Regions from separate parts of the Homo sapiens genome. Here all the other regions are linked to region 1. A link is a contact called in ENCODE Hi-C or POLR2A ChIA-PET data. All regions are on one chromosome and are shown on one strand. Each heading gives the region's core, a stretch centred on a gene start or an enhancer-like site at or near the end of the contact. The rest is flanking DNA. Distances are from core to core; before and after follow the strand shown.

Region 1 (6,279 bases), core at 990-3,489:
GCATCTACATTCCTGACACCGACTATTAGCAAAAATGCACAACTCCTTCCCCAGCTATGGGGCAAATCTTTGAAATCTGAAACACAGCCACAAAGTTCACTGTCAAGGCCAGGTGATGAGGCCCACACATGCCCGGACCTTCACTCAGATTTGAAATTCTAGAAATCCAGACTCCCAGAGACATCATTTTAAAAACAACACAATGTGGACGTGCAGAGTGAGATCCTCTACTTCCAGACCTAAACAAAGAATATTTCAACATATGACCGGAATATGATGACACCAGATTCACCAATGAAAACAAAACCTGCCGACCATTAGCAGTCGTACCCTCATCACAACAACTCAACTACTTAGAAATCACTCTCGGCACATCTGCACCCGACAACCGGCCTGTGGCCTTCTCCGGGGGTGCAAGCCACAGACAAAGTTGAAAGAAGGCGTTCTCCTCCGGTGCCCAATCTCGATACCAACCCCTCCCCTACCAGGGCCACCTTGCTGCTACCCACCATCGCGAACGTGGTCAGGGGAAAAAAAAAAAAAAGAAATCCTAACAGCACCGCTCAGCAGAATAAAGAGACCAAAGAGAGGATGACGAGAAGTGTTGGGAACTGCGTGCACGACGGGGCTGGACCAAACGGAAAGAGTCCCACTCCGCGCGCCCCTCCCCCCGGCGGGGGCGCGGGCGGGGGAGGGGCGGCCGCGGCCCCTCTCGGAGCGGCCTGTCCGCCCCGGCCCGCTCGGGGTCCCGGGGGCGCCCCGCGGCCGCCGGCGGCGGGGGCGAATGCGGGAGGGCCGGCCCCGGGGTGAGGGGTGCAGGCAGACTCTCCGGAATAACAAGTTGCAGAAGAAGAAGAATAAGCGGAATTTCCCCAACGCTGCTCCGGCCACCCAAGACAAATGCACCAACACACTCACACTCACACACACACAAACACACACACTGGGGCCCGGCAGCGTCAGCAGCCGCAGCTTTTTTTTTTTTAAACCAGATCCCTCAGTCAACAAACAAGATGGTTTTCCAAAAAAAAATTTTTTTTAATTAAATAAATAATCATAATAAAAACTTCCCCCCGACAGCATCCCGGGGTGGGGTGGGGGGGATGGAGGAGCCCCAGCTACCTCCCCGGCCGAGGGACAGCCGAGGGGGGGCGGGCGAGGCTCCGTGCCCCCCGCCCCCGCCCGCAGCCCCCGGCCGGCCCCCCGCCGGGACAATGTGACGCCCCCTCCCCGCCGCCCCCGGCACGCCGCCTCTGTCACCGGCTCCGGCCCTGCACTCTGCGCCCAGGCTTCCGAGGCTGCTCATAAACTTACTTCCAATTTATCCTGGGGAGGGGTGGAGGGCAGAGGGGAGGGGGGGGAGCCAAGGTTTTCCCATTGTCTTTTTTTTCGGGGGGGAGGTATGGGAAGGGCACGCAGGGGGGCGCCCCGAAGGGGAAGTTATTGCTCAAATCTCAAGTTGACTGAGGGGTCCTGACGAGAACACCCCCCTTTCCCTCCTCCCTCCCACACACCCCTCCCCTCCCCCTACCTCCCCCCACAACAAACTCCAAGCAGGCAGCCCCTGATCCTCCCAGAGACAAACACCAGCGACAAGACAGAGGGAGAGAGGAGAGAGGCAGAGGGGGAAGGGGGAGGGAGGGGAAATAGAGCTACTCCAGAAAAAAAGAGAGAGAGGAGAGTGAGAAGAAGAGAGAATGGAAAAGCTGGGATACTGCACCCTCCTGCTGCTGGCTGGCTGTCCCCCCTGGCAGCTGGAGGCAGGAACTCTGAGCAGGAGAAGCAGGAGGAGGAGGAGGAGGGAACTCTTCTTCATGGGGAGGGAGGGAAGAAGCTGGAGCTGCTGCTGCTGCTTCTGCTGCTGCTCTGGGCCTCTCGCACTTTTTAGATATTAGTGTGTTAAGATGGTAGGTTGTTCCCTTCTCCCTCCTCCTCCTCCTCCTCTCCTCTCCTCTCTCTCTCACTCACTCTCTCTCTCTCTCTCTCTCTGGGCTGTTTCTTTCCTCCTCTTCCCCAGGCAAGGGGGGGTGGGGAGGAGGGGGTTGGGGGGAGGAACTGGATCCTCCTCCTCCTCCAGGAGGGACACACACAGGCCCCGGGCCGGAATCGGGAGGGGGGAATCAGAGCAGCAGGAGAGAAACTGTAGGAGACAAACAAGCCCAACTCTTCATCCTCCTCCTCCTCTCAGCAGCAGCAGCGAGCACCACCAGCCCATTCACCACCCGGCCCCGGGCCGCAGCACCTCCGCCGCCTCAGCCCGGGGATCCCTCCGCCCAGGCCCAGACACACTCGCCCGCGCGGGAGCCCGCCGCGCGGCCCCGCCGGCCCGCCGCCGCCGCCGCCGTGCGCGCCCCCGCCGCTCCCGAGAGCCGGGCGAGAGGGACTGGGGCTGGGAAAGCGGGGACGAGGGCGAGGGGAGAGGAGGCGCCGGGGGAGAGCGGGCCGCGGCGGGGAGGGAGGGGGCCGCCGGGCGGAGTGGTACGGCGGCCGGCCCGGGCCCCCGCGCCTCGGCCCGCGGCTCCCGGGACGCTCGGGTCCCCCCACCGGGGGCGGTGGGGCGTCGGCGGGGGGGGCGACGGGGGCCCGCGGCGGCGCTCGGGCGGGCGGACTACTTGACGTGTCGGTGCGGCGAATTTATTTCACTTTGCCTAAGGAACGGGGTGTGCTGCGGCACCCATTGCCTAGGGAAAAAACCCGGATGTAAAGTGAGTGAAACTAAACTAGAGTGAAGTAGGGCAGCGGCAGCCAAACTCCAGTGCAGCGGCGGCGGCGGCGGCGGTGATGGGGCCGAGCACCGAGCGGCGGCGAAGGCAGCCAAACTCCGGGGCCCGTGCAGCGCCGCAGCTCGGCTCCCGTGCAGCCGCAGCCGAGGCGAGGCCGGAGCCCGCGGCGGCCCCCCCAACTCCGCGGCCCGAGCCCAACTCCCCCCTCCCGCCGGCGGGAGCTGCAAAGGGGCTCCAGAGCGGCCCCAACTCCCTCCAGTGCAACAGCAGTTTGAAGGGGGGGGGGGAAAGCCGTGAGGGGCAGGAGCGAGGAGAAGTGATGGGGAAGCACTGCAATGGGGGAGCGTGGTCCAGGCAACAGGAGAAAGATGCAACCTCAAGTCGAATGCAACATGCAATCCCCGGCCGCCGCTCGCCCGCTCCCTCCCCTCGCCACCCCGCCCCCTTTCCAAATAACTACCCTTGAACCACTTTATTAGCAGTACTTAGTCCAGCACTCGCTCCCGGGAGGGGCGGGGGACGGGGGCCTTCGCTCACCTTTATTTATTGCTGCTTTCTCCCCCCTCTCCATGTTTTTTATTCCTAAGTTCTTTTGTTCTAAGGGGGATGATGGCATTTACTTTTCTGCTTTGTGTAGCAGGGCAATCACTGGGAATCGGCCACGTATAATCCGGCGGTTTGTCATATTTTATTAGTGAAAGTATTTTATGCCTATTCTACCTCCAAGGACTGTAACATGGAGAATTGCAGGGAGGAGAAAAACATCAGAAGAATTCTTGTTTTGAGAGATTTCTTGGCGGGGCGGGGGAGGGCCTTTTTTTTTTTTTTTGGAGGGGGTTTATTTAGATTTTCGAATCGATAGTTTTCAACTTGAAGCTTAACGTTTTTGTATGGATGTATTACCGGATTCTAAACCCCCAACCACAATAAATTTTTTAAAAGTAAAAAATCTTAGATTAAAAAAAACCCCTACTGGACAGTGATATTATCTGATCTGTGCAGCACTCTGGACTTAACATAGTGTTGGCCTTCGAATGTTAAATAACAATAAACCCCAACCTCAACTGAATACAAATGGGGGGGTGGGGGGTTTTGTTTTTAAAGCTCAGCACTTTTGTAGCAACTGCCACTACGCATTTTCCAGGCATTGATTAGCCATGCAACTCCCATAGGCATGAAATCCAGTTTTTGCAGATAAAGAGCAACAGTGGTGAGATGATTTGCCCAAAGTCAAAGTGAGTCATTCGCAGAACCAGAAATAGCCTTGGACTTTACTAGTCACATCTTTTCCATTAAATAATATTTCTATTACCTTGTTATGTATTTTCACAAGAGGTGCTTTGAGATCATTGGATATGAAGGTATTTTTTTACTTTCGTGACCTGCAAAATTAAGTTTAGTTTCTCAAGAAAAAGCAATTTTTAAAAATTCTGATTTCTTAAAAAATAAAATATGGACTTTATGGTACATGTGTAGGCCATTTAGTAGTCTGAGCTTTATGTTAAAAAAAATTCACAGCAGCGAAAGTGTAAGAGTTTGAGAGTGAAAATGAAAATTCCTATAAATGATTCAAGAAGCCTAGATGAACTCATAATGTTGTGAAACTAAACCCATAACGCAGTCAAGATGAATAACGGGAGGACAGGTTGGGTAGTAAGACCCAGCTTTACCATCTAGAGCTAACTGTAATGTATTTAAAATGAGGGAGGGGGTCTTTCAAGCTGGACCCACTGGCCAGTCACTGGAACTATAACCTAATGGTGTGATTTCAAATCATCCCAGGCTATCAACCTTTTTTCATAGGAAGACTGCTTTGGTGTTCTTTCTGGAAAAAGAAGGTAAAATTTTTTTTGGAATTTCATAGAAAAAAATCCAGAACCTCTAATTGTATCATGCTATAGAACTGGGGTTAGCAAACTTTTTCTGTAAAAGCCCAGATAGTAAATATCGTAGATTTTGCATCCCATACAGTCCCTGTCACAACTTCTCCACTCTATGCTGTTATAACCCAAAAGCATCTATACGACAACATGTAAATGAATGAATCTGGCTATGTTCTAATACAATTTGTATTTATAGGCCTTGACATTTGGATTTAATGTACTTTTCACATGTCTTGAAATATTCTTTTGATTTTTTTCAGTCATTAAGAAAAATTTTTTAAAAAGCACCACATTCCCAGTTTGGGGACTTCACAAAACCAGGCAGTGAGCTGGATGGGGCCCACGGGCTGTCATTTACCAATCCTTGCTATAAAAAAAGACTTAAGGTGGACTAACCACTGAACTTGTACCAAAGGGTGCTTGGTTATTAAGATGTGTGGTAGCAACCAAAAATCAATGTTATGCAAAGTCATTGTCTAGATATTTAATTAAAATATTTTTAGCTGAATATAAGAGTGTCTAACACTCCTGTAACTACCAAACTTAATGGAAAAAAAATACTCTGGAAGTATTGCTCCTTCAACTAAGGCACTTTGGGGCAGGCTGCTTAATCTCTGTTAACAGCCTCAGTTTTCCTATCTTGTAAATTGCAGCTTAGAATACCTACTTCCAGCCCCGGGCAAGGTGTTGCATGCCTGTAATCCCAGCACTTCGGGAGACCGAGGCTGGCGGATCCCTTGAGCTCAGGTGTTCAAGACCAGCCTGGTCAACATGGTGAAACCCTATCTCTACAAAATGTGCAAAAATTAGCTGGGCATGGTGCCACGCACCTGTAGTCCCTGCTACTCTGGAGACTGATGTGGGAGGATCACTTGAGCCCAAGGGGTTGAGGCTGCAGTAAGCTGAGATTGCTCCACTGCACTCCAGCTGGGTGACAGAGTGAGGCCCTGTCTCAAAAACAACAACAAAAACCCTACTAAGTAGGGCTCTCGAGAAGACTGAATAAAATAATTCATGTAACGTGCTTAGCACAGTCCTGGCACATAGAACTGTATAATGCATTTTCACTGTGCCCTTAAATTCATTTTCTTAGTTAACATAACTCAAGAAGGTGAACAGGTGGCATCCCAGTATTTTGATGGTGCAGATGTGCATGTGGGATTCAGGGACTCTCGTGTTGATTGAAGATTGTGAGGTTGGCATTATAAGCTTTGGTGGGTCTTTCTCAAGCTCTCAGCATCTCTGTGTGCTTGACACAGGCACTCTGTGGGCACACACTAGCTCTGTGGCCTTATACAAAATACCTAGGCTTTCTGAACCCTGGTGTTCCTTAAACATAAAGATAATACCTTGTGAGATTGTTGTAAGGGCTAAATGGCTTAAGTGTTAAAGGAAAAAAGATAACAATTAGTATGTTAGCAGAAATTCCAGAAATAAGCTAGAAATTGAAAGTTTACTGTCAAAAGCTGCTTTGAGACATTCAACTTTTAGACATGAATGACATAATCATAGCAGGTGCACAATAACTTAAAATTTGCTCTCCTGCCACCTAGTTACCCTTCCAACCCATTTAATTGCCATCAAAACCCTGTTGAACAGTCCAGGCGCAGTGGCTCAGGCCTATAATCCTAGTACTTTGGGAGACAGAGGCAGGAAGATCACCTGAGGTCAGG
Region 2 (6,279 bases), core at 1,679-4,178, 970 kb before region 1:
CTCTGAACATGGTTTCTCTGCCTGCAAAAAATAGTGATGATGATATCCTTCTTGGATTATTGAGATTATTGAGTATAGATGGTAATAACCCAGAAGGTGTGTACCATATGCCCTATTCGCTTCAATCCTGTTCTCCTTCCCCTTCCCTTAAGTTCTCAGGAAATGCCAGTGGAGCTCTTATCTCATCCCTACTTCTGACTTTCAGGCCCAACTCAGCCCACAGAGGGAAACTGAGGCACTGCCTCACAAGACGTGCTTTGTCTAGACTGCTTGTCCGTGGTGATCACACTCAGGGTCTGGGACCACTTTCTGCCCACTTTCTGCCCACATTGACCCAGAGCACATGTGTCAACCCTCCAACTGCCTAGGGCTTCCCTTCTGAGATGTTTCCAACAATTCCCCCAGCCTTGTTTCAGATTCCTTCCTGTGCCTTGGCCTTGACTATGTAACTACAGGGGCAGTTTCTTGAGGGCAAAATATAGAACCCCTGGTCCCAACTCTTCATGCCATGCAGGAAAACACTGGCCCCCAAAGAGGACAAGTCAAATGCCTCAGGCGACAGGTTGGGACTCAGACCTGGGTCTCTGGATCACACCGCATCTCTTTGCTCCCCACAGCCCCTGGACAAGTCCCAGTGTGACGCCTGAAGCGCTGACTCCCCAGCCTGCAATGCCTGAGGACCCAGTCTCACCCTACAGATGCAGCTGAGGACCTACGGCTTCCTGGCAAAGGAAGCCAGGATAGAAATGGATGGGGAGATTTAAATAGAAAACCAATGCCACAAGAAATTCCCTCCTTACCTCACTTCCAACTTGCCAGCTCATTCTCTTAAAGATCTTTTTGCTCTCTGGAGGATGGGACCACTCCCCTCCTTTATCTACTTCTCTTTTTGCCCTCATCTCCGATATCTCTGCCTCACCCTCTACCCCAGTCACTGCAGGACACATGTCCAACACCCTGGGTACGTTGACGCCTCGAGGTCTTTGCTTCTGCTCTTTGCCTTCCTGGCAATGCCATCCTACCATTGGTGGAAATTCCAGGCCTACCTCTGACATTACTTCCTTGGTGAATCTTTCTCCTCAAAAGGAACAACAAATGGCTCCTTCCTCAGTGCTCTTTTCTCGGCCGGGCACTTGGCATCCAAAACCATGCTCAGTGCAACTGGAGGTGCATTCAGTTCTGAATTAATTGAAGTTATCTGCGAGTGCCTTCATCTCTTGGGCAGACCAAGACCTGCCTGAAGGATCTTGTCATTCTAATCGTGGAACCCCTCCCCCAACCCCCGTCCCCCAGTACCCGACACTCTGCCTGGCACCAAGCAGAGAAATACTCAGGAAACTTACAGTTGCATTGAACCTCATATAACGATAGGGTTGTTACTGTCTCTTGAGCATCTACTGAGAGCAGCTGGGTGCTGGGCCCTTTAAATACACTCTCATGGCTCCTTACACAGAGCCAGGAACGTGGGTATTACTGTGCACCACTTTGCAGATGTGGGAAATAAAGGCTCAGAGAGGTGAAGCCAGTTGCTCCAGATCACACAGCCAGTAACAGGCATGAGATTCCAAGAAGCTGTGTTTGTGACGCCAGAGTCAAGGGAAACAAATGATGTGGTACCCACAGTGCTCCCTCCCTCATCACCCCCACCGCCTCCAGCTCCACATCCAGATTCCAAAAGCCATGAGCACCCCCATCTGACCATGAACGCCCATCTGACCATGAACGCCCATCTGCGGATCGCCAGCAGCAAGGTTGACACGGAACTCCTTCCGCCTTGGGAGGAGGCTTCCCTGGGGTAGTACCCTCTGGGGGCCGTCTGGGCAACTCTTGCAGGGCTTCGTGGATGTTTGGGGAAAGCACTGGACAGCGCCTCGCCCAGGTGCCTTCCTGGGAATCACCAACTGGGGTTTACTGCCCCAATTTTGGAGCTTGCACAGAGCATCCTCCCTTGGTAGGAGAGACGTCGCCATTGGGCCACAGGACTTGTAGAGGACGCCACGAGAAAGGGGTTGATTGGGGAATGGTTGTCCTGGTTACGCCACCCTGCAGTGTCCCTTGCCCTCCTCCAAGGCTTCCAGCCCCATCGCAACCTGTCAGTTTTCCAGGCGCTCAGGAAAGCATGTCAAGCACTCAAGCACTCTGTGACAATTCCACCCCCGGCCCAGTCTTTCCCTCTTCACCCCCTCTCTGTGATGTCGAATCCCATTTCACAGATGGAGAAACTGAGGAATCGAGCAAGTGAATGCCGCTTAAACATCTTTTCCAAGCCAGCCAGGGACCAGCCCCTCCAGTTCTCAGAATCTCTCTCCCTCTGTAACATATTTTGACTTGAAGAACATGTGCGATTCGTGACTACAAAACCGCAACCCCACATAAAGAGTTAATATTTTTAACGAACCCCAAGCCCCTCACCCTCAGCCTTCGCGGGACGCCTGCGTCTCGCAACTTCAGTTTGTATCTCCAAACTGCTGAGCATTCAAAGGGTTAAATGGGACCGGGAGGGGGCCAGCCGCGGAGCCCTGAAAGGGTTAAAAATCCAAACGCGTCGACTCCCCCCGACTATTTGGTTCCAAATGGACAGCCACGCGACCGGGAGAGCCAGGGAGCCCCCCTCACAATGACTTTATTAAAATTTGAGAACTTTTACTTCTGACCCCAAAAAAGTATCCCAGTTCGAAAGTTCTCTCTTAACCTTTTCTTTTTTTCATCTATTTTTTTCTCGATTTCTCCACGGGCTGGATTATAAAACGCTCCCTCTCCCTTTGGGTTTGGAGAGCCGGGTTCCCCCCTCCGGGCAGGGCGCGGGCCTAAGGGGCCCCGGGAGTTTTCTCCGGGGCCGGGTCGGGACGCGGCTGGTGAGTCCCGGCTCCGGCCCCTGAATTGGGGGGTCCGCGTCTGCCCCAAACGCCGCTTTCTTCCGTTTTCCATGTCATTTCCTGTACTAATAAGATGGTGGTCAAAGCAGGGGAGGAGAGCAGCAGCGAGTCGCCGCCGCCGCCGCGCCGAGGCTGGCGCTGAAACTTTGCCTCGCCGGGGACCAGCGCGCCCGCAGCGCGGCCGCTCCCTCCGCGGGGGCCGCCAGCCGAGGCCGCGCCGCCTCCGCCGAGCCGCCCGCCGGGCCGCTCTCGCCGCCCGGGCCCCGCGGCTGCCGCAGCATTCCCGGGAAGGTGAGTCAGCCCCGGTAGCCAATGTGGCCATTGAAAATGGCTTCGGAGAGCGCTCGGCAGTTTGCCAGCGAGCGCGGGGGCCGCCGGTGCGGGGGCCGGGAGCGGCGGCTGGGGGCGGGGGCGGCCGGGGGTCTCGGCGCGGGCGCGGGGCGGGGGTCCGGACGGCGCCGGCGCGGGGTGGGGGGCGGCCCGCCGTGGCCGCGAGGTGGGTGAACCCTCGGCAGGTAGCTGCCGCCGCCGCGGGAGCCGGGGGCCGCCCTCCGCCTCCTTCCTCCCAGCTCGCTCGCTCCTCGCCTTGTTACAATGTAGCCTTTTCTCTCCGCAAGCGGCGCGCCCGCTGACGGACGTGGCCGCCGACCAATGGGAGTGGCGGCCCGGGCCGAGCGCTCGGAATGAGAACGCGGTGACACGGACGGGGCGGGGCGCGGACGCCGACGCCAGAGGGCTCGCCGCGGCCGCCGGCCTAGTTCTCGCGGACGCCCTCGGCCCCGCGCCGGGGGCTGCTGCGGGGTGCTCGGGGATGAAGGTGGGAGGCGTCCTTTGGGATGCGACGAAGCCTTCTCCATCGCGGTTCGCGATTGCCCGCGAAGCGTGGCCGAGCCGGAGGGCATTTCTGGAATGCGTTTTAAGTGTCAGTTGCGGTGTAGACTCTTCGGGAAACCTCTCCGGAGCGTAGCCTCCACCCCCCACTCGCAGTCCCCAAGGTACTCTCCTATGCAGAAACTGCAGAAACTTAGCGGCCAATGACCTCTCTCCGGTCAAGGCCAGCGTGCTCTAGGCGAGTCGCTGCAAAGAGAATACCAATGTCTTGGGCGATGCTGGTGAAAAATTGCTGGTGTGTGTCTAGAGCCCAGTTGGGAGATGGGGGCTTAGAACCCCCCAGGCTGGGCTGGGATTTAGGGGAGAAAAATGTGAAACGTCTCCTCTTTCCTAGACGTTTGCTTCGTGTGGAGAAAGGCTGTGCTGTATAATTTAGAGTGGCTGTAAGGAAACACACCCAGCCCTTTGTGCGTGGGGCCAGGAGGCAATGATGAGAGATTGCTCTTGGTACCTGGAAACCCTATAAACTTTGGGGGTTTGGGGACAGAAGAATTTTCTGTGGAGCATGATGCCTGTAGCAACCAAGCTGGTCCTTGCCCACATTTCCTCTTGGGAGGGAGGAAGGTTCGGGCTTTCCTAGGGTCATTGTTGGAGGTGTAGGGTCGTAGTTGGGGAGCAGGGCACAGTCTTTGCCCGCCGACTCTCTGAAAGGTGGACAAGCAGAGTTCTATAGGGCACGTGTAGAAACCTTCCCTTCTGGGAATAGAGCCCAGACCTCTTGCTGTATTCAGTTTAATGGAAAGGCTTTCTCTCTTTGAATTCTACCTCCTCCTCATAGTCACTGTCTGACTTTGGACTTCACATCGTTGTCTTTGGCCTCTCTGAGCCTTGTGTCTCCATCCCTGAGTCCAACAAAACCTGCCCGGCAAGGAAGTTGTGAAATTAAATGAGATAGCAAAGATGAAATGCCTGTTCCAGGGCCTGGCATACTGTTTAAGAAGTGTTCTCCCCCAGAATCACGGCAGAAGGTACTGACCTGGGAATATCAGAATTGCCCCCACAGACCCCACCGTGGTCCATCCAGTCTCAAACTGACAGGGCCCCAAGGAACAGCTGGTGGCAGGGTCTCGTTTCCTTCCCTGGTGACGTTCACAAAGATGAGGGACTCCCCTCAGTTGTCCTAGGAGTCCTAGATTGGTCATGATAGCCATCACCTCTGCACTTATGGACTCATTTGACCTGAGTTACAGTTCTGTCGTCTAGACTTCTTGGGTTGATGTGTTCCATCAATTTCTTCTCCTTGGTGTCAAGTAGGATTTCTCCTATTTGGATCTGCCCTCTCCTGGACTTACAGGGAGTTTCCCTGGTTCCAGGTTGTTGGCAAGTATAAAGTAAAGAACACTGGGGTAGGAGTCGGGAGTCCTGCCTGTGGATTCAGCTGCCTTCTTGGCCTGCTCTCTTGGCTGTCTCATAGGCATGACAAACCCACAGTGGCCAAAGGTGTCCATAATCTTCCTCTCTAAACCTCTTCTAGGGCTCTGATCTTGGCCAAGAGCACACTGTCCCACTACTCTTTAAGGCAGAAGCCTTGGTGTCTCTGTCTCTGTCACCCCAATCTACTCCATCTCCAGACCCAGATAACTTTATCCTCTCAAATGAACCCATCCACTTCTCTCCATCCCCTCTTCCCCAGTGTTGTAGTCAAGCCATCGCTGTCTCTCCCCAGGACAACAGCAAGAGCCTCCTAATGTCTACCTGCAGTCACCCCCTCATGGCAGTCAGAGTGATCCATTCCAAATAGGATCATATCAGGCATCCCATTTCCTGCTTTAAACACCTAGAAGTCTTTCCAGTGTGTTGGGGATAAAGAACCAAATTGGTGTAGTGACCTAAAAGCTACCGAATGATCTGGCCCCTGCCCTTGACCTCATCTTCTATCCTCTCCTAGATCTCTCTGAACTCCATACCCCGATCTCTCCTACATAGGCTGGCCTTTCCTCCTCAAATCCTTGAGCTGTTGTCATCTAATGAATAAATTAAGGTTAGCAAAGGGCACAGTGGGATGGGAGTGTCTGGTGGTCCTTAGTGCTTTCCTCTTACTATTTCCGGTTCTTCCATTTCCACAGTAGGTTGACTGGAGCTCTACCTGCGCTTGGGTGGGGGCCCCATGACTGGCTGGTGAATTATAAATGACAGTGATTCACGTCACTTCTGGGCCACAGCATTTAATTGCTGGTGTGAGACCCTCCACAGTGCACTTTCCCTGTGGCATGGCAACTGGTAGTAAGGCGGGATGGTGGTGGCTGCTGCCAGCCTGAGTCCCTGTGTCACTCCGTGCGTGAAGCCCTTGGTGACCCATGATGGACATGCAACATGAGTGAAAACTAAACCTTTGCTGTTTTAAACTGCTGAGCTGTTGGGGCTGTTTGTTACTGCAGCATAACTTAGCCTGTGCTGACCGATGCAGGGACTAGAGAGGCATTTTAGGCAGAGAGACAAGTAGTGCATGTGCAGTTAATGCACAGAGAGAGGACCCTGACTTGGAAAGCAGCTAGGGTGATCTTTTCGACAT
Region 3 (6,279 bases), core at 1,823-4,322, 580 kb after region 1:
CACATCACAGCCAAGGGCCCTGGATGGTGAGCCCTCTCCCTGTGCCTAGCAACAGCCACCCTATCACCAGGGCAACCACACGGATTGAGTGGTAACGCTGTTTCATGCTCCCAAGCCAAAGCCAACCAGCGAAAACAGCCCAAAAAAACCCTCTTCTTCCTCTCCCTGTCCCCTGTCCTCATCCACTACCCCTGGTTACCACCAAAATATAATCCCTTCCCAAGAACACAGAGAAGAATGATCCCTCACGGTCAGGAATGCATTTCTCTGAGTGATGCCAAAGCCCAGCTCCCTCACTCCCCTTCAGCCTTCAACCCTTCAACCCTTCAACCCTTCAATATCTACATGTGCTTCCTGCCATCCAGCCAGGAGGCTGTGGGAGCTGCTCCCCATAGCGACCTCCAGCTGGGTAATAAAGACAGAATCCAGCTCAAAGCAACCCCCTCCAGGCCAGAGCCTTCTCTCTACCCTTTCTATTCAGCCTGTCACTGCCCAGGGACCAGGGGCTCCTTCAGCCCCACCTACAGCTATCCCAGAGACATCTTTCTGCACAAAGTAGGTGCTGATGCCATGAAATGATGAGGTAGTATGGAGAGCTGGATTATCATCCTGCCTAAGCCAGTGAGCTGCAAAGATGCTGAGCAAGTCCTTTTCCTACTTGGGCCTAAATTTCCTCCTCTGTAGAGGCAATGGCGCCTCCCAGAAATATAATTCTCCAGTGTTCAGAAATACTTTGTGCTGCAGTGAACAACAGGATTAGAAGGAGCAGCCGGGGCCGGGCACGGTGGCTCATGCCTGTAATCCTAGCACTTTGGGAGCCCAAGGTGGGTGGGTCACCAGAGGTCAGGAGTTCAAGACCAGCCTTGCCAACATGGTGAAACCCCATCTCTACTAAAAGTACAAAAAAAAAAAATAGCCAGGCATGGTGGTGGGTGCCTGTAATCCCAGCTACTCAGGTGGCTGAGGCAGGAGAATCACTTGAACCCAGGGGGTGGAGGTTGCAGTGAGCTGAGATCAAGCTACTTCACTCCAGCCTGGGCAAAAGAGCAAAACTCTGTTTCAAAAAAAAAAAAAAAAGGAGCAGCTGGGAGCTGGGGTGGATGTGAAGGAGGGAGAAGGACACCATCTAAAAGGGAGCTGAACTTGAACTTCACCTCTTTTCCAGTGACTGCTCTTCTATGCTGTCAGTTCTTCCAGACATGACCTCCCTCAACGCCCCCACATAACCTCCTTTCCCAGCATAACTAAGCCCAGTGGTTCCCATCTCCCAGTCAGACTGGCCCCTCCCACTACCCCCAACCCACAGTTTAACTTCTGAGCCTGGAAGTTAAACTCCCATTCAGTGGGAGGGTGAGGAAGCTAGCACAGGGAAATTCTAACATCAAGTAGTAGAAATGAAGTATCCTGCCTGTTTAAGACACCAGCCACCCACAAGCCTGCTCTACTCTGTGCAAAATACACCCAACTCTGAGATTAATTTTTCCATTCTCAGCAGGTAAACCTTTACAAAAATCTTAAGGATCACCTTAGGCAATCACTTTTAGGAAGTTGTAGACTTTTCTGAAATTGGTAACATGTGTGGACTTTTTCCCTAAGAAAACTTAGGAGATGTATGCAATTTTAAGAGGTTCATACACCTTCTGAGAATCACTGTTTAAGAACTTCTGGTCTATTCAGAATGACACCTGATATATAGTAGATGCTATCATTTGTTGAATGAATGAACCAATTAATTCATCTCCTAAGTAAAGAAGGGAACCCACACTTGTTGAGGGCCTATATAGGACCATGAACTGGGGACACAAACTCAACCTCACGATAGCACTGATGAGGCATGTTCTACTAAGCTCATTTTACAGTGAGGAAAGAGAGGACCAGCCGGGCACGGTGGTTCACGGCTGTAATCCCAGCACTTTGGGAGGCCGAGGCGGGCGGATCACAAGGTCAGGATTTGGAGACCAACCTGGCCAAGATGGTGAAACCCCATCTCTACTAAAAATACAAAAATTAGCCGGGTGTGGTGGCGCGCGCCTGTACTCCCAGCTACCTGGGAGGCTGAGGCAGAAGAATCGCTTGAACCCGGGAGGCGGAGGTTGCAGTGAGCCGAGATCACGCCACTGCACTCCAGCCTGGGCGACAGAGTGAGACTCCGTCTAAAAAAAAAAAAAGAAAAGAAATCATATTCTCAACGTTGGAATCGGCCTCCCAGTTGCAAATCCCACCACAATACAACAGCAATTACAACTCTCAACTACAATTATGTTTGCATAGAGCTTCACGGTTTACAAAGCCCAGGTTACGTTTTGCAATTATCCTGTTTCACAGATTAAGAAGTTGAACTGAGGCCGGGCGCAGTGGCTCACGTCTATAATCCCAGCACTTTGGGAGGCGGGGGCGGGAGGATCACGAGGTCAGGAGTTCGAGACCAGCCTGGCCAACATGGTGAAACCCTGTCTCTACTAAAAATACAAAAATTAGCCGGGCGTGGTGGCGGACGCCTGTAATCCCAGCTACTCAGGAGGCTGAGGCAGGAGAATCGCTTGAATCCGGGAGGCGGAGGTTGCAGTGAACCGAGACTCCAGCCTGGGCAATAAGAGTGAAACTCCGTCTTAAAAAAATAAATAAGTTGAACTGAAAGCGTGGCCTAATAAGTGGCAAGGAGGAACACTTCCCCCAAATTTCTTCTTCTTAGTGCTTTGCCAGATCAGATCTGGGAGATTTCCCCCTCCCGCCGGCTTGCTGGATGACAGCGATCCGGCCTGGACTCTGCCCTGGGGAAGGCAGGAAGAAGGTAGTGAAAATGATTAAGTCCTCTTATTGCAGGCGCCAAAATGGGGCAGAAACCCTGCAGGAAGGCCAGGCCTCTGAGCCCAGTTCCACCCCCGTTCCCCTCCTCGGATCTGCTCCGGTCCTCCCCATCCGGACCCCATCCCTTCGGACGACCTGGCCAGCTCCTTTCCTTTCCCCATCCCCACCCGGGGAGACCCCGCGCCCAGCAGCTCACCGCGCTCGGGCACTGCTCCCTCTGCCACGCCTGTCAAGGCTCGGCAAACATCCGGCTCCGCGGTGGAACGGGAACCGCCCCCTCCCGCTCTCTTCTATCCCCAACCATTTCCGCCACACCTCCAACCCACTTCCGGCCCCAAACATGGCCTTTCCAGGAGCCCCGCCCACTTCCTGCACATGCCCGCCTAAGTTCCTGCCTCGGGGAGGTAACAGCATAACTGTCCGACTCGTCGCTCCCAAAGAGATGGCTGGAACAATTAGTTCCGCTTTCCCAGCTAGTCGAATCACTGGTGCACCTCCGGAATCCGAGGTTCGCATTGCTCTCGGACAGAGTTCTGCCTCCCCAGTACTCCCAAACTCCCAGTCCTGTGCACCAATGAGGTCCAGCTCTGAGGCTTCTTTCCTGAGAAAAAAATTTGGAAGTCCGTGACTGTTTCCTGGAGGAGCTGAGAAGAGGAAGCTCACTTCCGGCGTAGGGAGGCTTTCTGACCCGGAATGGAGGAGGCGGAGGAGCTGCTCTTGGAGGGGAAGAAGGCGCTGCAACTCGGTGAGTGACCTGCGATGTCCGCGACCCTCAACCTTGGCCCAGGTGGATCTGACGCTCTGTGGTCAGCTTTCTCCTCAGTCTTCTCTCCTCCGGATCCCAGGATCCTCCAGTGCCCTCAGAGTCGCTGGGGGCTTCTGAAGAGCCCTTGAGCCTCCTCAAAACTTTCAGGGCCCTCCTTAGAGCCCTCACCTGTCCCTCGGGCTCCGCAGGCCCACCTGGACCTGCGGTTTCCTCCCACACTTTTCCCCACCTCCCACCTTCTTGGGTGGCTCCCTCACTGTCTTCCCTTCTCTCTGCAGCCCGCGAGCCGCGCCTGGGCCTGGACTTAGGATGGAACCCTTCCGGAGAAGGCTGTACGCAGGGCCTCAAAGACGTCCCACCCGAGCCGACCCGAGACATCCTCGCTTTAAAGAGCCTTCCCCGGGGCTTGGCCCTTGGCCCCTCACTCGCCAAGGAACAGCGCTTGGGGGTCTGGTGTGTCGGGGACCCCCTGCAGCCCGGCCTGCTGTGGGGGCCGCTGGAAGAGGAGTCTGCCTCCAAGGAGAAGGGCGAGGGAGTAAAGCCACGGCAGGAGGAGGTATTGAAGGATAGAGCGACTTCCCTCCGCCCTTGAAAATGTAGGGGAGGTTTGGACATTGCTAGACAGCTTTTCAATTTGAAGAAAGAGAGTATTTCAAGAGATAGGAGATAGTCTTGTCCCTTCTCTTCAGGACTGTCTCCTCTCAGCAGCAGTAGTTAAAGAATCGAGGTTTGAAAAGTTGTTGAAAGCTGGAATCATACAGTGTCAGCAGTGAGTGAGGAAGGTCAAGAGCTAAGGTTTTTGGAATTAAGAAAGCATGGGATCAAATTCCAGCTTTGTCACCTAGCTGGTTAAATTACGTGCCGCATTTAATTCATCTGTGAAACAAAGCAGTGGCTCTCTTGGGATTATATGGAGGAGCTGATGAAATAGTGAAGATAAAAGGTTTCACTGCACAATAAGTACCATTTTATTTTATTTATTTTTCTTTTTTCTTAGACAGTCTTGCTTTGTCGCCCAGGCTGGAGTGCAGTGGCACGATCTCGCCTTATTGCAACCTCCACTTCCCAGGTTCAAGTGATTCTCATGCCTCAGCCTCCCGAGTAGCTGGGATTACAGATGTGCACCACCACACCCAGCTAATTTTTGTATTTTTAGTAGAGACAGGGTTTCACCATGTTGGTGAGGCTGGTCTCAAACTCCTGGCCTCAAGTAATCCGCCTGCCTGGGCCTCCCAAAGTGCTGAGATTACAGGTGTGAGCCCCCGCGCCTGGCCCAATAAATACCATTTTAAAAAGCTGGTGTTCCTTATTACTTTTTCTGTTTAGTACTCACTGGAAGACAGTAATGTGTTCAATTTAGTAATTCTCCATACCCTTGGGAGGGAGGTGAGGAGACAGACTTTTTGGTCCTTACTGAATGAAGAATCAGACAGCACTGTCCTGTTAGAGGAGAACCAGAGGCTTCTAACCTTCCAGGAGTTTCATCTTAAATTTGTCCCAGGAAAGTTTCATCTAGTTTCTTTTTTTATTCCTACCCGACCCCTCGAACACATTTGAGAAGGACTTTTGTTGGTTTATTTCAGAACCTGTCATTAGGCCCATGGGGAGACGTGTGTGCCTGTGAGCAGAGTTCTGGCTGGACTAGGTAAGTCAGAGGAGAGTGTGTCGTTCCTTTGAGGTTTTCTGTTGTGGTTTGGGATGGAACCCGGTGCTGACTGTCATTTCCTATTCAGTGCTCTTTTGCAGTGAATGTTCCAAAGGCACGGCGTCCTTTAGGACCCAGACTGCTTGGGGACTGGGGCTTTCGGGGAAGACCACTTGAATAGTGAGCATCTCCTAGCTGGCTGTTACTTTGCTTTGCAGCTTGGTACAACGGGGCAGGCTGGAGAGTGAGGGAAATGTGGCCCCAGTGCGGATCAGCGAGAGGCTTCATCTGCAAGTGTACCAGCTGGTGCTGCCAGGCTCTGAACTGCTGCTGTGGCCCCAGCCTTCCTCTGAGGGCCCAAGTCTCACCCAGCCTGGGCTGGACAAAGAGGCAGCTGTAGCAGTGGTGACAGAAGTGGAGTCTGCTGTACAGCAGGAAGTGGCCTCCCCTGGGGAGGATGCAGCAGAACCTTGCATAGGTATGTGTCAAATAAATGCTGGTTTCCCAGCAATTTCCCCACCAAAACAACCTGTTGATAAGACAAAGCAGAGTTTATGGCTCATTGCGGTAAGGAAGGACACTATAGAGTCTTAGTAGCTTTTCAAAATCTGTTTTAAGGTGGATCTTTCAACATGGGATAGGAGGGTGGGGCTTGATTAGTATTGGGTAAGGATTATGACTGAATAGCTTAGGGTTGGTACATACAGCAAGGCTAGAATTTTCAGGCAAGGGACAGTCTCAGACTATGAATTGTCATTCATTGCTTTCTGTTGAAGAGCGACGGGTCTGTTCTTTGGAATAACAATATAGATATTTGCAACTTTTACCTTCCTAAGAGCTTCCTGGAATAGTAAGAAAGAGAGTAAGCTTTGTATGTACACGGTTTCCAGCCTCCCATGTTTCTTCTCTCTGGCGTGGGGGTTCTTTTATATTACAGATGAGCTAAGGTGGGAAGGGGTTTTTTTGTTTTGTTTTGTTTTGTTGTTGTTGTTGTTGTTGTTGTTGTTTTTTTTTTTTTTTGAGATGGAGTCTCACTCTGTCGCCCAGGCTGGAGTGCAAT
Region 4 (6,279 bases), core at 2,759-5,258, 540 kb after region 1:
CCCAGCACTTTGGGAGAATGAGGTGGGAGGATCGCTTGAGTTCAGGAGTTCGATACCAGCCTGGGCAACACACCGAGACCCTGTCTATACTAGAAATAAAAAAACTTAGCTGGGTGTGGTGGCACGTGCCTGTAGTCCCAGCTGCTTAGGAGACTGAGGTGAGAGGATCTCTTGAGCCCAGGAGGTTGAGGCTGCAGTGGGCAGTGGTCATACCACTGCACTCCAGCATGGGCAACACACTGAGACCCTGTCTCAAAAAAAACAGTTGAGGCCAGGAGTTTGCAACCAGCCTGGGCAATAGTTAGACCCTGTCTCTACCAAAAATTATTTTTAAAAAACCCGAAAAACAGGCCAGGCATGGTGGCTTGCACCTGTAATCCCAGCACTTTGGGAGGCTACGGCGGGTGTATCACTTGAGCTCAGGAGTTCAAGACCAGCCTGGGCAATGTGGCGAAACCCTGTCTCTACCAAAAATACAAAAATTAGCCAGGCATGGTAGCGCATACCTGTAGTGCCAGCCATTTGGGAGGCTGAGGCACAAGAATCGCTTGAGTCCAGGAGGTGGAGGTTGCAGTGAGCCAAGATGGTGCCATTGCACTCCAGCCTGAGCGACAGAGCGAGACACTGTCTCAAAAAAAACCAAAAAACAGGTCCGGGCGCAGTGGCTCACGCCTGTAATCCCAGCACTTTGGGAGGCTGAGACGGGCGGATCACGAGATCAGGAGATCGAAACCATCCTGGCTAACACGGCGAAAACCCGTCTCTACTAAAAATACAAAAAATTAGCCGGGCGCGGTGGCGGACACCTGTAGTCCAGCTGCTCGGGAGGCTGAGGCAGGAGAATGGCATGAACCTGGGAGGCGGAGCTTGCAGTGAGCCGAGATTGCACCACTGCACTCCAGCCAGGGCGACAGAGTGAGACTCAGTCTCAAAAAGCAAAACAAACAAACAAAAAAACAGCCGGGCGTGGTGGCATGCGTCTGTAATCCCAGCTACTTGGGAGGCTGAGGTAGGAGAATCGCTTGAACCCAGGAGGCTGGAGGTTGCAGTGAGCCGAGATCATGCCACTGCACTGCAGCCTGGGTGACAGAGCAAGACTCCGTCTCAAACAAAACAAAACAAAACAAAACCAGTGCCTTCTAGTAGCAATCCTAGACCTGTTGGCCACTTTTATTTATATATTCTTTATTTCTCAGTAGGTATAATTTTAAAATACATTTTAGTAGCAGAGAGAAGAAACTTAAATAGCAGTTTCCACTTAATTATTATTTTCCTCATTTCTTTTTTTGAGACAGCGTCTCATCCTTTTGCCCAGGCTGGAATGCAATGGTGCAATCTTGGCTCACTGCAGCGTCAACTTCCTGGGCTTAAGTGATCCTCCCACCTCAGCCTCCCAGTTATCTGGTACTCCAGGCATGCACCATCACACCCGGCAAAATTATTTTTTGTCAATGCAGGGTCTTGCTGTGTTGCCCAGACTGGTCTTGAACTCCTGGCCTCAAGTGATCCTCCCGAAGTGCTGGGATCACAGGCATGAGCCACTGTGCCTGGCCTTATTTTCCTTATTTTTTAACCAACCCACTCTGTACGTCTCCATGCCTGTAGCTTAATTGAAGTAGTAGGAATTACTAATGCTCCATCAGCAGAGGTATTTGAGCAGATGAGTAAGGAAGGCTTTGTTTTATTTTGTTTCTACGTGTTTTGGCTATAGAGGCCCTTAGGAGTAAAGAATCAGGTAACATTTCTTATTTTTTCTTCCATACAGGATATATTTTGGAGAAGTTCAGCTGAGTGGCTTAGGAGAAGGTATGTATCAACGGTTGAAAAACATCGTAGTGTTCAGAGCTCTCCTAACTTCAGAGATGATCTTCGTTTCTACTTGTTATAATATGTAGATTGTCATCTTAATATGCATAATACAAGTAAAGAAAAGATGAGAATGCAGGTAGGTGGTCCAGGTTACCCCTGATCTGCCAGGGTAACCAAATAATTTTTCCCAAAGTTCCAGGAACTCAGTCTTCTTTCTTACTCTTTATAAAACTGTATATTTTCCTAATTTTCTACAGTGAGGATGTTAAATGTTTCTGATGAACAACAAGAATTTTGAAAAATTGGAAATGAAACCAAGAAAATCAGGAAAGCTTTGTTGAAAGTGTCACTTGCAAGGCCTTGGCTCTTTACTTAGCCGTGGAGTGGCAGCTTGGGTGGAAGGCAATTACTTCTTAAACTGAAGTGTTTGTGTGACATTCTAGTGCTCCTTCATTGTCTTTTTTAGCATGTGATGTATCCTTTGCAGGGCTGGTTAGTAGAACTTTCTCAGGCCTTAAAACTAACAGTTATTTTATCTCTTTGAAGGTAGCTTTATCTATAAATAGAGTGCTGTTTCCCTTGCCAATATTGGCTCAATATAGAATACATTGAGAGGGAAGAAACCTATATATACACACACATACACGCACATACACACACACACACACACACATATGAAATTAAGGCTGCTGCACTTAACATGCTAAGTGGATAATGCCAGAGATTACACAATAGGCCAAATAATTCAGGGAAAGACGGTCTGGGGGCAGTGTCAGTATTCTCTGCAAAAGAAGCTAATAATGTATCTCTTCTCCTAGGCTTCCAGACAGTTCGTGTTGGGACAGTGGGCACCCCTGTGGGCACCATCACTCTTTCTTGTGCTTACAGAATTAACTTGGCATTCATGTCTACCAGGTGAGGAAGAGCCCTGGAATCCAAAAGAACTCTTCCGAAAATGTTAAAGTTTTTTTTCTCCTAAACTTTAAGACTAAACCTACAATTCAGCTTTGCTGAAAGCAGTACCTTCAGAAGAATAAAGAGAGAGTGCAGTTGCCAGATTGGAGAATTTGAGTGTCCCAGAGCCAGTTTGTCCAGAACGTAGGATTGGTGGTTTATATTTAGGGATTGTGATAGTTAAAGCTCTGGTAGTGCCTGCCAACAGATGTAAGGTGAGGGGCCCTCTGAGGACTTTGTGGGGGCTGGAAAGGCATTCTAACAAATACTGGAATCTGCTTATTGTATTACAGGCAATTTGAGAGGACCCCACCTATCATGGGGATTATTATTGATCACTTTGTGGACCGTCCCTATCCCAGCTCCTCTCCCATGCACCCCTGCAATTACAGGTGAGGAATGTGAAAAGGTGCTCTCCCAAACTGCAGCTGGGCAGAAGCATCCATCCTGCACAAGCACATGGAACACTTTTCTCAGCACTCACTCTCCAGTGGGCAGGGGGCCACTGATGGAGACCCCACGTGGAGAGAAATCAAATGGGCCAGTTTCCCTTCTTTCTGCTCCCTCTTAGGTACACCAAGACTTAGTATATACAGACTGTCTCAGAAAATTCTTGGGATATTTTGGATCTTGATGTTAGTGATAAGACTTTTCTTGGTGAAACCCCATCTCTACTAAAAATACAAAAATTAGCTGGGCATGCCAGCACATGCCTATAATCCCAGCTACTCAGGAGGCTGAGGCAGGAGAATTGCTTGAACCTGGGAGGCAGAGGTTGCAGTGAGCTGAGATTGCACCACTGCATTCCAGCCTGGGCTACAGAGTGAGACTCCTTCTCAAAAAAAAAAAAAAAGACTTTTCTCAGTTACAAGTTACTTAGAGCCTTAGAAGAGTGGCAGTGATTTGTGGAATATCCTTGACAAATTAATTGGTTTTCAGGTTACCATCTGGCACATTAGTTTCATATCAGAATAAAATGTCTCCAGGTCTAGAACTCAGAAAACAGGGGTTAGACTAGATGTATATCAGGAAGGATAGTACCTTTATGTGATAGACTTGTGAAATTGAATAGGCTTGGCTTTAGGGTTTAGATACTTGTTTCGTGGAGTCTCTACTACTGATAATTCTTTGAAAACCCAGATGTGGCTCCATTACTGGCCTGGCTTAAGAAAATGCTCTCTCAGACCAGGCATGGTGGCTAACACCTATAATCCCGGCACTTTGGGAAGCTGAGATCTGTGGATTGCTCAAGCCCAGGAGTTGGAGATCAGCCCAGGCAATGTGGTGAAACACTGTTTCTACCAATTTTTTTTTTTTTTTTTGAGACGGATTTTCACTCTTGTTGTCCAGGCTGGAGTGCAGTGGCATGATCTTGGCTCACCGCAGCCTTCACCTCTTGGGTTCAAACAGTTCTCCTGCCTGAGCCTCCCGAGTAGCTGGGGTTACAGGCATGCGCCACCACGCCCGGTTAATTTTTGTATTTTTAGTAGAGACGGGGTTTCTCCATGTTGGTCAGGCTGGTCTCAAGCTCCTGACCTCAGATGATCCGCCTGCTTCGGCCTCCCAAAATGCTGGAATTACAGGTGTGAGTGAGTCTACCAATTTAGAAAAAAAGAAAAGAAAAGAAAATGCTCTCTCAAATAATAGGTCAGGTAAGATGTTTGGGTTTAAAAAACAGGCTGGATGCAGTGGCTCACACCTGTAATCCTAGCACTTTGGGAGGCTGAGGCTGGAGGATTGCTTGAGCTTAGGAATTCAAGACCAGCCTGGGCAACAGAGGGAGACCCCTGTCTCTACAAAAAATTAAGTTAGCTGAGCATGGTGGTACATTCCTGTAGTCCCAGCTACTCGAGGCTGAAGCAGGAGGATTGCTTGAGCCTGGGAAGGCTGCAGTGAGACATGCCACAGCACTCTAGCCTGGGTGACAGAGTGACACCTTGTCTTAAAAATGAGAAACAAGAACAAAACATTGTCAAACCTCTGAGTGCCACTCTCTGGAATGTTTGAAATTATTGAGGACTCCACATGCCTTTCTTGCCAGTACGAACTGTGTGAAACCGTTCTTAGCACAGGTCCCATCTCTATCTAATCACCTTTTATAGCCTTTCTGAAATTGACTGCCACCACCATAAAATTCATTATTTCTTTCTTTTCACTTTAGAACTGCTGGTGAGGACACTGGAGTAATATACCCGTCTGTAGAAGACTCTCAAGAAGTGTGTACCACCTCTTTTTCCACCTCCCCACCATCCCAGGTAGGGGGAAGCAGGTTCTGGGGTGGTGGTAGTTATTTGGTATATATATGGGCTTTATGAAATGGTGTCCAAATTTAGCTACAATCCCTTTTAATAGTGGTGGTGATTGTTTCAAAGGGGTTACTTTGAGGGGTAAGAGAGAGCCTTCTTGTCCAGAAGATAGTATTTCTAGTCTGTAATTATTCATAACCTTCAAGATTACATTTAGCCCTTACCTTCCTGGTGACATCTTAAAATTCCCTAGAACATCAGTCACAGAATTCCAAATGCATTCTGACACCAGAGATTTTGTCTAACTTACACTTGTTAACTTCATAGCTACTTCTCTATTGAGTGGTAAATTTCATTTCTAATAATGGAAGAGGCCCCAAAGAGCCAAAAATTATTTAGCATAAAATGACAGGGAGAAACCAGTAGTACAGCTTTTCTTTATAGTTGACACAGATTTCTGCTTGTGTGTATTCCTTATCCAGACATTTTTAACCATTAACTTTTCCACTTCAGTCTTCAGTGGCAAACCCAGTTTCATAAAACACAGGCTCCAAACACTGTTGTCAGCTTCCCCAGAGAAAGCACCCCTGTGGTCTTGTTGTGTAATGTGTGTGGCGCCAAGGCTGCTTTGGCTAAACAGTCATTTTTGCAGCTGGCTGAATTGCTGGGGCACATTTCTTGCCTTCCACCACAAGTCACTCATCCTCAGCTTCCTTGCCTCCAGATTCCTCTTCTGCCTGCATTAAGTATTGCTTTCCTCTTTGACTTTCACATTAGATGGTTTCTTCTAGATCTACCTCAGTTCTACTTGCCTTTAAATCAGCCCAGATTCTCCTGTTTCAACTTCTTATTTGGAGGACCAGACAAATTCATTAGCTGTCCATGTGTTTTTATTTACTGTTGTTGTTGGTTTTTTTTTTTTTTCAATTTTTCTTTTTCCCTTTTTTTTTTGAGACGGAGTCTTGCTCTGTCACCCAGGCTGGAATGCAGTGGCATGATTTCAGCTCACTGCAACCTCTGCCTCCCGGGTTCACGCCATTCTCCTGCCTAGCCTCCCGAGTAGCTGGGACTATAGGTGCCCGCCACCACGCCTGGCTAATTTTTTGTATTTTTAGTAAAGATGGGGTTTCACCATGTTAGCCAGGATGGTCTCGATCTCCTGACCTCATGATCCGCCCGCCTCGGCCTCCCAAAGTGCTGGGATTACAGGTGTGAGCCACTGCGCCCGGCCTTTTTTTTTTTTTTAATTTGAAACAGGGTCTCACTCTGT

What was found. Hi-C counts contacts between places; a loop is a spot of excess contacts on that map. ChIA-PET counts read pairs that join two places held with the same protein, here RNA polymerase II (POLR2A). Pooled maps may share reads with other maps.
Region 2: a loop to region 1 is called in a map of naive thymus-derived CD4-positive, alpha-beta T cell, with 6 times the contacts of the local background. The contact joins the promoter of PRDM11 here to the promoter of PHF21A in region 1. A Hi-C loop is called at or near these places in 1 of 168 maps with a recorded cell type or tissue (naive thymus-derived CD4-positive, alpha-beta T cell) and 11 of 50 pooled maps. POLR2A ChIA-PET finds 5 or more read pairs at or near these places in 3 of 52 experiments (CD8-positive, alpha-beta memory T cell, H1 and HepG2).
Region 3: a loop to region 1 is called in a map of CD8-positive, alpha-beta T cell, with 13 times the contacts of the local background. The contact joins the promoter of ARHGAP1 here to the promoter of PHF21A in region 1. A Hi-C loop is called at or near these places in 5 of 168 maps with a recorded cell type or tissue (CD4-positive, alpha-beta T cell, CD8-positive, alpha-beta T cell, PC-9 and 2 more), 2 of 37 single-sample maps with no recorded cell type and 17 of 50 pooled maps.
Region 4: POLR2A ChIA-PET joins it to region 1 with 10 read pairs in activated T-cell. The contact joins the enhancer-like site here to the promoter of PHF21A in region 1. POLR2A ChIA-PET finds 5 or more read pairs at or near these places in 2 of 52 experiments (HepG2 and activated T-cell).

Annotation. Positions count from the first base shown.
Region 1 is chr11:46,119,215-46,125,493 of GRCh38, forward strand. It overlaps PHF21A (PHD finger protein 21A), which reads right to left and starts at 2,240. Exons shown (of 19, transcript NM_001352027.3): 1 at 1,721-2,240. LOC105376661 (a long non-coding RNA gene) reads left to right here and starts at 2,931. Exons shown (of 3, transcript XR_931252.4): 1 at 2,931-6,279. RefSeq lists silencers at 299-456, 640-699, 770-849, 2,263-2,322, 2,763-3,072.
Region 2 is chr11:45,143,711-45,149,989 of GRCh38, forward strand. It overlaps PRDM11 (PR/SET domain 11), which reads left to right and starts at 2,929. Exons shown (of 8, transcript NM_001384648.1): 1 at 2,929-3,167. LOC105376652 (a long non-coding RNA gene) reads right to left here and starts at 3,073. Exons shown (of 6, transcript XR_931241.3): 1 at 1,344-3,073. RefSeq lists silencers at 3,330-3,409, 3,490-3,679.
Region 3 is chr11:46,697,547-46,703,825 of GRCh38, forward strand. It overlaps ARHGAP1 (Rho GTPase activating protein 1), which reads right to left and starts at 3,073. Exons shown (of 13, transcript NM_004308.5): 1 at 3,005-3,073. ZNF408 (zinc finger protein 408) reads left to right here and starts at 3,485. Exons shown (of 5, transcript NM_024741.3): 1 at 3,485-3,553; 2 at 3,853-4,130; 3 at 5,158-5,219; 4 at 5,438-5,697. The coding sequence starts at 3,502. RefSeq lists a silencer at 2,829-2,948 and an enhancer at 3,279-3,568.
Region 4 is chr11:46,654,468-46,660,746 of GRCh38, forward strand. It overlaps ATG13 (autophagy related 13), which reads left to right. Exons shown (of 19, transcript NM_001346311.2): 8 at 1,766-1,806; 9 at 2,628-2,724; 10 at 3,057-3,155; 11 at 4,925-5,018. Among named protein-coding and RNA genes, the nearest start is that of ATG13, 40 kb to the left of the region's middle. Within about 2 kb of position 4,009, at least 2 of the 41 ENCODE cell types and tissues checked have a DNase peak (open chromatin) inside an H3K27ac peak, as active enhancers do.